Linked DNA regions of Homo sapiens: region 1 is linked to region 2. Evidence: chromatin contacts called from ENCODE Hi-C data. All regions are on one chromosome and are shown on one strand. The core of a region is the stretch at or near the end of the contact, and the rest is flanking DNA. Distances in the headings are between cores, read along the strand shown.

Region 1 (4,193 bases), core at 619-3,118, 500 kb after region 2:
TGACAGGCCAAATGCCTCCTCCTCTTTCTTGAAAAGCCCTCCAAGTCAGAAGCAAGCCTGAGAATAACAGCTGCTCTTAGGATGCTCAAAGCTCCTTGCAGCTGATTATTTTTCAGGAGGAGAATTAGACACAAATAATACAAGTGGGAAATAAAGAGAATGACCTACTTTACAGGGGGGGTAAAAAGGAGCTCTGTGTGAGCGTTTTGATCTAATTGACGGTGTGGGGTTGCATGCCCAAATAAGGCGCTGCTGGTCGGATCTGCGAGGGAGAGGGCACGTCTCAAACTCGAGGGAGAGGACGAGACAGCGAGAGGAACAGCGTCCGGGGCGACCCCCAGTCCACCGCGGGGGCCTGGCGCGCTTGGGGCAAAGGCCCTAGGAGACCCCTTCTGGCCACAAAATCGAGTATGACAGAAAAGGGCCAGCGGGGGCGCTTTCCTTCCAGGGCCACTTGCCGGAATGTAAGAGGGACGGAGAGACGTCCGGAAAAGGCTGCCACGCTCGGAGCGCTGCGCCAGGCCAGGCACCTAGGCCAGGGGAGCGGAGACCTCGTGGGAGCGGGCAGGGGGACCTTTCCCCTCTCCCGGGCTTCCACCCAGGCGCCTCCCCGCTGTGAACGCCGCCGCCCAGGTGAAGGGGAAACCGGCCACGTTTCCGGACCTCGGCGGGGCACACGGTCTCCGGTTTTCACCGGCTCTGTCTTGGAGCCCCGAAGGGCATCAGACAGCAGCCCCGGCACCCGGGGATTATTCCTGTACCTCTGCCTCCCTCCGCTTGGCGTTTGCGGGAACCTTGGTAAAATCCTCCCTGTTTCTCGCGCGCGCCTCTCTCTCCAGCTTCTTTTTCTTGGATTCTCGCCTGTCTCCTCCCACAGAGGAAAAAAAAAAAAAGGTCACGTATGTTTGGAAAAATATGTAGGTCAGTGGAACATTTCCTGCACTGGTGCAAAAGGAGAGGAGGGCAGCGGAGGAGGGGAGGGAGAGGCAGAGTGGAGCTCCAAGTGCCCGCTCCTGGCCGCAGCCCCACACCCCACGTGCCCCTGCCGGGGAGGGGGGCAATTAGCCGGTTCCTTTCCATCCTTGACCCATTTTCCGGACCAGCTACGTTCGCCTTAGGACAGGCACTGGTTATTCCTCCCCAGCAGTCGCTGCTGTCCTCCGCCGACCACCGCTCGCCCGCATCTTCCCCGACCCCCGCCTCCCACCTGCCCCCGGGCCGCACCCCCGCCGCTCATTGAGAAATCGCAGTGGTCCCCGCAGAGACGCGCTTTGTGCCCTGGGTCGAGACCTGCGCGCAACCCTGCCCCTGGAGGACAGTGTGGAGGGGGTGACAGTCGCGTGCTCGTCCCCCTTCATCCCCTGCGCGGGACAGCAGGGTGGCGGCCCGCACTGCGAGGGTCTACACTAGGCGGGGGCGGCAGATTCCTTGTTCCCCCCGAGTGACAACTTTAATGGGACCTCGGCTGGCAGCCTCTAGTCCACTTGCCTCTCCTCTGGGCCGGCTCACCTGGAAGCACAACCCCCCCCTCCCCCAGCCCCGGCGCCCAACCCCGACCCTGCGCCCCAGGCCCGACCCCGCCGCGCGTCCCTGGCAGCCCAGCAGAGGCTGCGGCGGCCTGGGGACTCGCGGGTGTCTGCGCCGCCCAGGGAAGCCGGGGGTCTAGGGGGCCGGGGGTCCGTCTGCCTGCGGCGCGCGCGGGGTGCTTGTCCCAGGCTGGGTCGGGGCCAGGAGAGACCCCGCAGGCGGAGGCAGGCGAGGGGAGGAGGAGGAGGGTGGGGGTAGGAGGGGGAGGTGGAGAGGGAGGAGGGTGGAGGGAGGAGGCAGGGGAGGAGGCAGAGGCGGAGGCGGCTCTCCCCGCCGGCTCTGCGTGCGGAAGAGTTTGCCGCGCGAGCAGCCGGCCTCTCGCAGGAGCCGAGGGACCCGCGCGGCTGCGGCCCAGGAGCGGCGGCCGCGGAGCCCGGAGACCCGCAGCCGCGGCGGCGGCGGCGGCGGCGGCAGCAGCTAGAGCAGCGCCTCCCGCCGCCGCCCGGGAGGAGCTCGCCGCGCCCGCTCGCCGCCTCGTCTCCCAGCGGCGGCGGGAGGCGCGTCTCCCCGGCCCAGTCCGCGCCCGGCCCCGCGGGGCCGCTCCGGCCCGCTCCGAGGTAAGGGGCCGCGCCTAGGGGCGCGGGGGACCCAGGGTGGGTAGTACGTGCGCGCGGGGTCGCAGGACTCGGTCACCTGCTCGCCAGCGTGGAGGACGCGCGGGGGCGGAGGGGCGCTCAGGCGCGAGGCTGCGCGGCACCGGGGACCCCGGACGCGGGGGCGCGGAGAGGTGGGTTCCCCTCCACAGTCAGGCCGCTGGGGGCTTCGCGTCCTGCAGGAGGTAGCAATCGCTGGGCCGGTGGGCTCCGGGCGCGTCTCGACGCAGAAGACAGAGGACTGGGCATCCGAGCCTCGGAATTTGGGGGTCCTCGGGGTGTCCGACAGGGTGGAGAAGGATCGTGCCCCAGGGCAACAGCTTTGGGGATTGCCCGTGGTTGTCTTCGAGACCCATCGCGCTACCCTCCGAAACGTCGGGCGTCCTGGACCCCCGGAGAGTGCGGCGTGCGCGCCCTGGGCCCGCGGTCTCTCGGAGTCCCTGGGTCGGAATTGGTTCCGGGCCGGATTGGGTGCGGAATCGGTGCCCCCAACCCCCGTGTGCGCAGACAGCGTGCAGCCTGGCTCCTCACGTCGCTGCCGCCCCCCCACCCCAACTCCGGAGCTCCCCAGGTTGGATGTATGCGTATGGTTTTGTTGGGAGATGTGCCCCTTTCCCAGCCGAGGAGGGACGCACCTTTGACCTTTCTGAAGAGCTGGGCAGGTCGGTAACCAGGGAAGGGACAGGCACCACCCGGCTAAATTCAGAACCAGTCCCGCTCCTCTGCTTGCCACTCCTTAATTGCTCAAGGTAAGAAAGTTTGTTTCAGCCCTGTGATTCATAAATAATTAGTAACTAGTTTTGTTGATTAAGCAAGATGGAAACCTTGAATATACGCACGCACTTCCACAAAGTCTAAACACTCCCGAGCTTGTGTCCGGGAGGCTTTAGTACGGAAAGTTAGAAGCCCTGGAGTTCAACAGGTGTTCAGGAGGGTCCCGGAGAGGAGTTTCGTCTTTACGCGTTGCTTTGGCATCCACCCCAACTTCATTAAAGTGGTTAGCCTGTTTTCCTACAGGTAAAACATTGATCACTTATTAAATTAACTTAATCAGCAGAGACGAGCTAAACCGTCTTGATCATTTAGAACCCAAACCTTATTTTCCTTAATAGAAAGGTTTTTCCTGTTTGAACTTCCCAGGTAATTAGTTCTAAAGTAGTTCCCAGCAAGACATCTCTGCCAGCATCTCTCTCTCACTGTAGCTTGGTCCCCATCAGTGAATTGACCAACTAATTATGGCTTGCATTAAACACAGAGCTGCCCTCCTTGGGAGGCACTGTTCACATTCAAGCGCACACACTAGCTCCATCTTCCTGCCACTAAGATGTCCTTAAAGGAAAAAGTTAGCCAAAAATAACCCCCAAATAAATAGTGTAATGTTTAAAAGAGTTATCCTGACCTGCGCCACTATTTTATAAAAGCAAAAATTCAGTGTTTCATTACAGCGCTAAACCAGGACCAGTAGAAGTATTGGTATCTCTCAGCAGTCTACTTAAATATTTAGTTAAAAATAAAGTGTGCAAAGTAAAGACGTTCAGTAATTATCTTCCATCTCACAGAGAGATGTGGAGTATGGCTTAGAAGAATTGTAAATGCGCTGCTTTTAGCCGTTTTCTTCTTGGAAATCGATGCCTCTATTTATTTGCTGATCTGTCCCACTGTGCGTAAATGTAGAATCGGTTTTATTCTCACTGCTTCCCAGAGGGGCTCCTGTGGAGGTGAAAGAAGGAAATACGTTCTAGAGGAAATATGTTATTAATAAAACGTTACCCCCAAAGAGTTAACCACGCCAAAAATAACCAAGTGAGGCTTTACTAATTAGTGGTCTGATGAGAGAGTGTTCAGATGATGACTAAAGAATTGATCTTTATGTAGAAAACAACAATTGTTTTTAAGCTCATTTGGTTCTCTTAAAACAGTTTGGGCCCTTTAAAAAAATTTCTGGCTGTTTAATAATGCAAATGATGAAAATCGTTAAAGATAACACATATAACCTGATGTGTGCCATGTTTA
Region 2 (4,156 bases), core at 854-3,353:
CAATTTAGATACAGATATTGAACACTTGTTCAATATTTGGATCTTTTTTTTTGCAAGACAAAATTGAATGCTAGTCACTTTATAATTTGTGCCTTCTAAAAGGGAAAACCTTAATCCTAAGTTTAAAATAAAATGTGCACTGACTACAGCATGGTAGTAGATTATTTTAGTAACAAGAGATTCAACAAGTCTTCTCGGCTAGTGCTTTAAATCGTATATGCCCTATTATAAAACCGGTGAAACCAGAAAGCAAACCGTCCTCCTCACACTGCCCAAAACAACTGCCAATAGAGCGCATACTCATATGTCAAAGCCAAAACGATGACAGAAGTTTGGTCTTCCTTTCAGCTAAATAGTGTTAACAGGTGGTGGCTGGGTGAAGGCAGGAGAGTGCCTGTTGCTGGCCTTAGGCCTCAGATAAATAAGGAAATGACTGAATGAACAATTTAAAACTACACACACTAGTCAGTGTAACTATCTAGTAAGTTAAATACGCCATGACATCTAATGATGGCCTCTGAGACAGAGAGCAGGCTAGAGCCGGAGCGTTTGACGTGATTACAGCAGAGTGGAGGCGGTTCCTTCCTGGCTATATTAGCTGAAACCCAAAGCAAATCTTGCCCCAGCACAAGGCACCCCTTTCTGCGCCTGTAGTGTGTCAGCTATGTGCATTTTCCTTCAGGATGAGCAAAAATATTTCGTCATCCTCCCCGCTCCTCAACAGCGCAGAAGATGCCGAAAAGCAATTACAGGACCTTACAGAGCTGCTCCGGGGGCCGCGGGAAACTTACCAGCATCCTGGAAAAGACAAAACCAGTGGGGTGCACTTGGCCTCTCCTGGCTGCAGGGTGTGGCCGCCCCCACCTTTCACCTTCCCATCCTTAGGAAGCAAAGTGACCCCTAAGCCTAGACAAAGCTCTCGAAAGCCCAAAGCCTCGGGCCCACCGGCCAGCTCCCCACCCCGCTGCTGGGCCGGACAGGTGTAGGGGAGGCGGACCCGCCCCGCAGCCGACTCACCCAGCTCCAGGGCCTGGTCGCACCTGAGCAGCGCGGCCTCCGGCTGCTGCTGGCGCTGCAGGCTCCGCGCCTGGCCTGCCAGCCTGCGCAGCCGGCACTCGGCCGGGAAGCACTTCTCCAGCAGGCCGCTCAGCACCACGTTCACGCGCCGCACCTGCGGCCGCGCGGGCCCTGGCTCCACGCAGCGCTTGCAGACTGTGAGCCCGCAGGGCAGCGTCACCGGCTTATGCAGCAGCCGCCGGCAGCGCGGGCAGCCGAGCAGGTCGCGGGGCGCGCGGGGCTCCGGGGCCGGCCCTCCCTCGCCGGGCGCCTCGGGCTCGCCGCCCGGGTTCTCCGCGGACAGCGGCCGGTCGCGCAGGCCCACGGCGCGCACCAGGCCGCCCGCCAGCTCTTCCAGCTCCTCCGGCCGCAGCGCCCCGAGCCGCGCGGCGCCGCGGAACGCGCCCAGGGCTTCGGGGAGGCGGCCGGCGCGGGCCAGCGCGTCCCCCAGCCTCAGGCACAGGCCGCGGTCCGGCTGCGCCAGCCCGGCTAGCATGGAGCGAAAGAGCTCGGCTGCCATCTCGTAGTCGCCCGCGCGGAAGGCCTCGTCGCCCTCCTCTAAGCGCTGGGCGATCGGCTCCGCGCGGTCGCAGCCAGGACACTGGGGCGGCGGCGGCGGCGGGACCGGCTCGGGGCTCATCACCGCGGGGCTGCGACGACGCGGGTCCGGAGCGAAGGCGCGGAGCAGGGAGGATGCGCTGCTGCTGGGAACTGGCCGGCGGGAGCGCGGTCTCAGCCCTCGCCAGCAGCCACGCGCGTCTGGGGGCGGCGCGCTGCGAGCGGCTGAGACCGCGGGCGGGGGCGGGCGCCTGGCTTGGGCAGCGTCCTCAGCGCGGTGTGGGCGGCGAGCCCCGCAGGGCTGCAATCGTTCCGGGGTGGGGGCCGGGACAGGCACCGCGGGCGCAATCTGAGCCCCTGCCCACGCGCAGCGGCCTCTCAGTCCCGCCGGCTTAGGTAACCCAGGTCGCTGCGGTAACGCAGTGACCGCGCTCCAGGTCCGCGTCTCTTGCGATGCTTCCCCCACTCGCCTGAGGGCTCCTGCGCGACTGCGCGCGCGTCCTCTGCCTGCCGCCTCCCCGCAGAGGTGCCGGGGCCCTGGGAGCAGGTGGCCTTGGCCGCGGGCTGCTGGCGCGCCGGCACCGCGGCACCTGCTCTTCCCCAGAGGCCTGGCCGCCCCCACAACCTGTGGCTCCGCTTAAGCAAGAACCCAGGAAAAGTCACCAAACGCATCACGCATCTCTAGCTTCGACTTAGGAAATTGTCCTAAATGACTGGGGAGGCTGAAGTGGGCACCCAGAGGCCCCGCCTCAGCGAGCTTCTTCTCTTAACTCTAGGCTGAGGCCTTTGAGAACTCATTTTAACAGAGAACGTGGAGGGCCAAGAGAACCAGATACCAGGAGGAGGAGGGATTCGAGAAGTGGACAATTGTATTGTGCCCTTGATTAGGAAGCAGAAATAGAATTAGAAATAGAATTCTAATTAATAGAATTAGAATAGAAATAGAAAGGGTGCCCTAGTATGGAGTACTGCAGACATAAGTTGCTGGGGAGAGGGAGCTAAACGCTCCGTTGGTGTACAAGCAAGGTTTAAATTAAAATCCTCTGTGCGTATTAACCGGGTTCATAATTTCTCCTATATAGCCTATGTATTTCTCCTATGTAGCCTGCTCCCTTCTTCCTGTCGTCACAGTATCTGTTTTATCCTGTGTATTTGAATACAATAAAATGCATTACAATATTCTAGAATTCATACTACTGTTCATATTTCAAGAATAAATTTTTTTAAAAAATTGGAGAGGTTTTTCTACATCTAAAACTGCTGGCTAAAGAAAATATACAATACCTCGACCACATCTGGCTTTGGGAAAGGAGAAATGCCTCATTAAGTGAGAGAACATTTTAGACCAGTTCCTAAAAGGGAAAAAGGGGCAATTTTTGGCCAGCCCTCTAGTTCTACAATAAACAAATGCAGAGTACCCACCTCCTTTTCCATGAAGGATTTCCCCCAGCTGTCTACCTAACTTAATTGATAACAGTGTACTGTTTGGGTCTCTTTTTCATTACTGAATTATTTCAAATTCACTTTTTCAATCACTGTTTGGATTTTTATCTGCTTTCTTTATAGAATAACAATTCACTTATATTTGAGGGTCATTTATCCATCAAATTCACAACCAACAATCAGGAAGCAATGGGGAAAAAGCTTCAGAGCACAGACCATACAGTAAAGATTGTGAAACCTTATGATCTCAGATCCTATTTGTTCTTATTTTAGACAAATATCTAGCAAGAGAACAGAAAGAAGCTTGCCGGAGGTATGCCTGCTGAGAGCCAGAAGTGTTTAAAGCAAAAATGTTAGTGTGTTGTGAGGTTTATAACACATAGAAATAAAATATATCACAAATATAACACAAAGGCAGGTAGAGGAGAAATGGCAGGATACTGTTGTAAGGTTCTAATGCTATATGTGAAATGGTATAATGTCACTTTAAGAAAGACTGTAATGAGTTAAGGATGTGTCCTCTAACCCTAAAGCAACCTCCTAAATAACACAAAGAGCTATAGTTTAAAAGCCTATAGAGATGAAATGAAATTGTTAAAAAAAACTCTATTAATCCAAAAGAAGGCATAAAAAGAGAGGAAGGAAACAATTAGATAAAACAAATAGAGAACAAATAGCAAGATGGCAGGTTTAAACCCAATTATATCGGTTAATGTTCATTAAATATTGTCTAAATACCATAATTAAAAGGCAAAGATTGTCAAAAGGAAGACCCAGATATATGCTGCCTACCAAAAAAGAACTTTTAAATATGAAAATACAAATAAGGTAAAGGTAAAAGGATGGAAAAAGATGTTCTAGTTAACTCTAAGCAAAATAAATCTAGAGTGACTATATTGATAGCTGACAAAGTCTATTACATAGCCAAGAACATTGCTAGGAGAAAGGACAGCCATTTCATAATGATAAAGGTGTTAGTTGGTCAAGAGGACATAATAGTCCTAACCGCGTGTGTTCCCAATAACAGAGCTTTCAAATATTTGAAGCAAAAACTGATAGAACTGTAAGGTGAAATAGGTAAATTAATAATTATAGTTGG

The links. A loop is a pair of places that touch in the nucleus more often than their neighbours do.
Region 1: a map with no recorded cell type shows a loop between it and region 2 (5-fold over the local background). The contact joins the promoter of NPAS2 here to the promoter of LONRF2 in region 2. A Hi-C loop is called at or near these places in 1 of 37 single-sample maps with no recorded cell type.

Annotation. Positions count from the first base shown.
Region 1 is chr2:100,818,271-100,822,463 of GRCh38, forward strand. NPAS2 (neuronal PAS domain protein 2) reads left to right here and starts at 1,869. Exons shown (of 21, transcript NM_002518.4): 1 at 1,869-2,144.
Region 2 is chr2:100,320,398-100,324,553 of GRCh38, forward strand. It overlaps LONRF2 (LON peptidase N-terminal domain and ring finger 2), which reads right to left and starts at 2,104. Exons shown (of 12, transcript NM_198461.4): 1 at 1,018-2,104. The coding sequence starts at 1,696.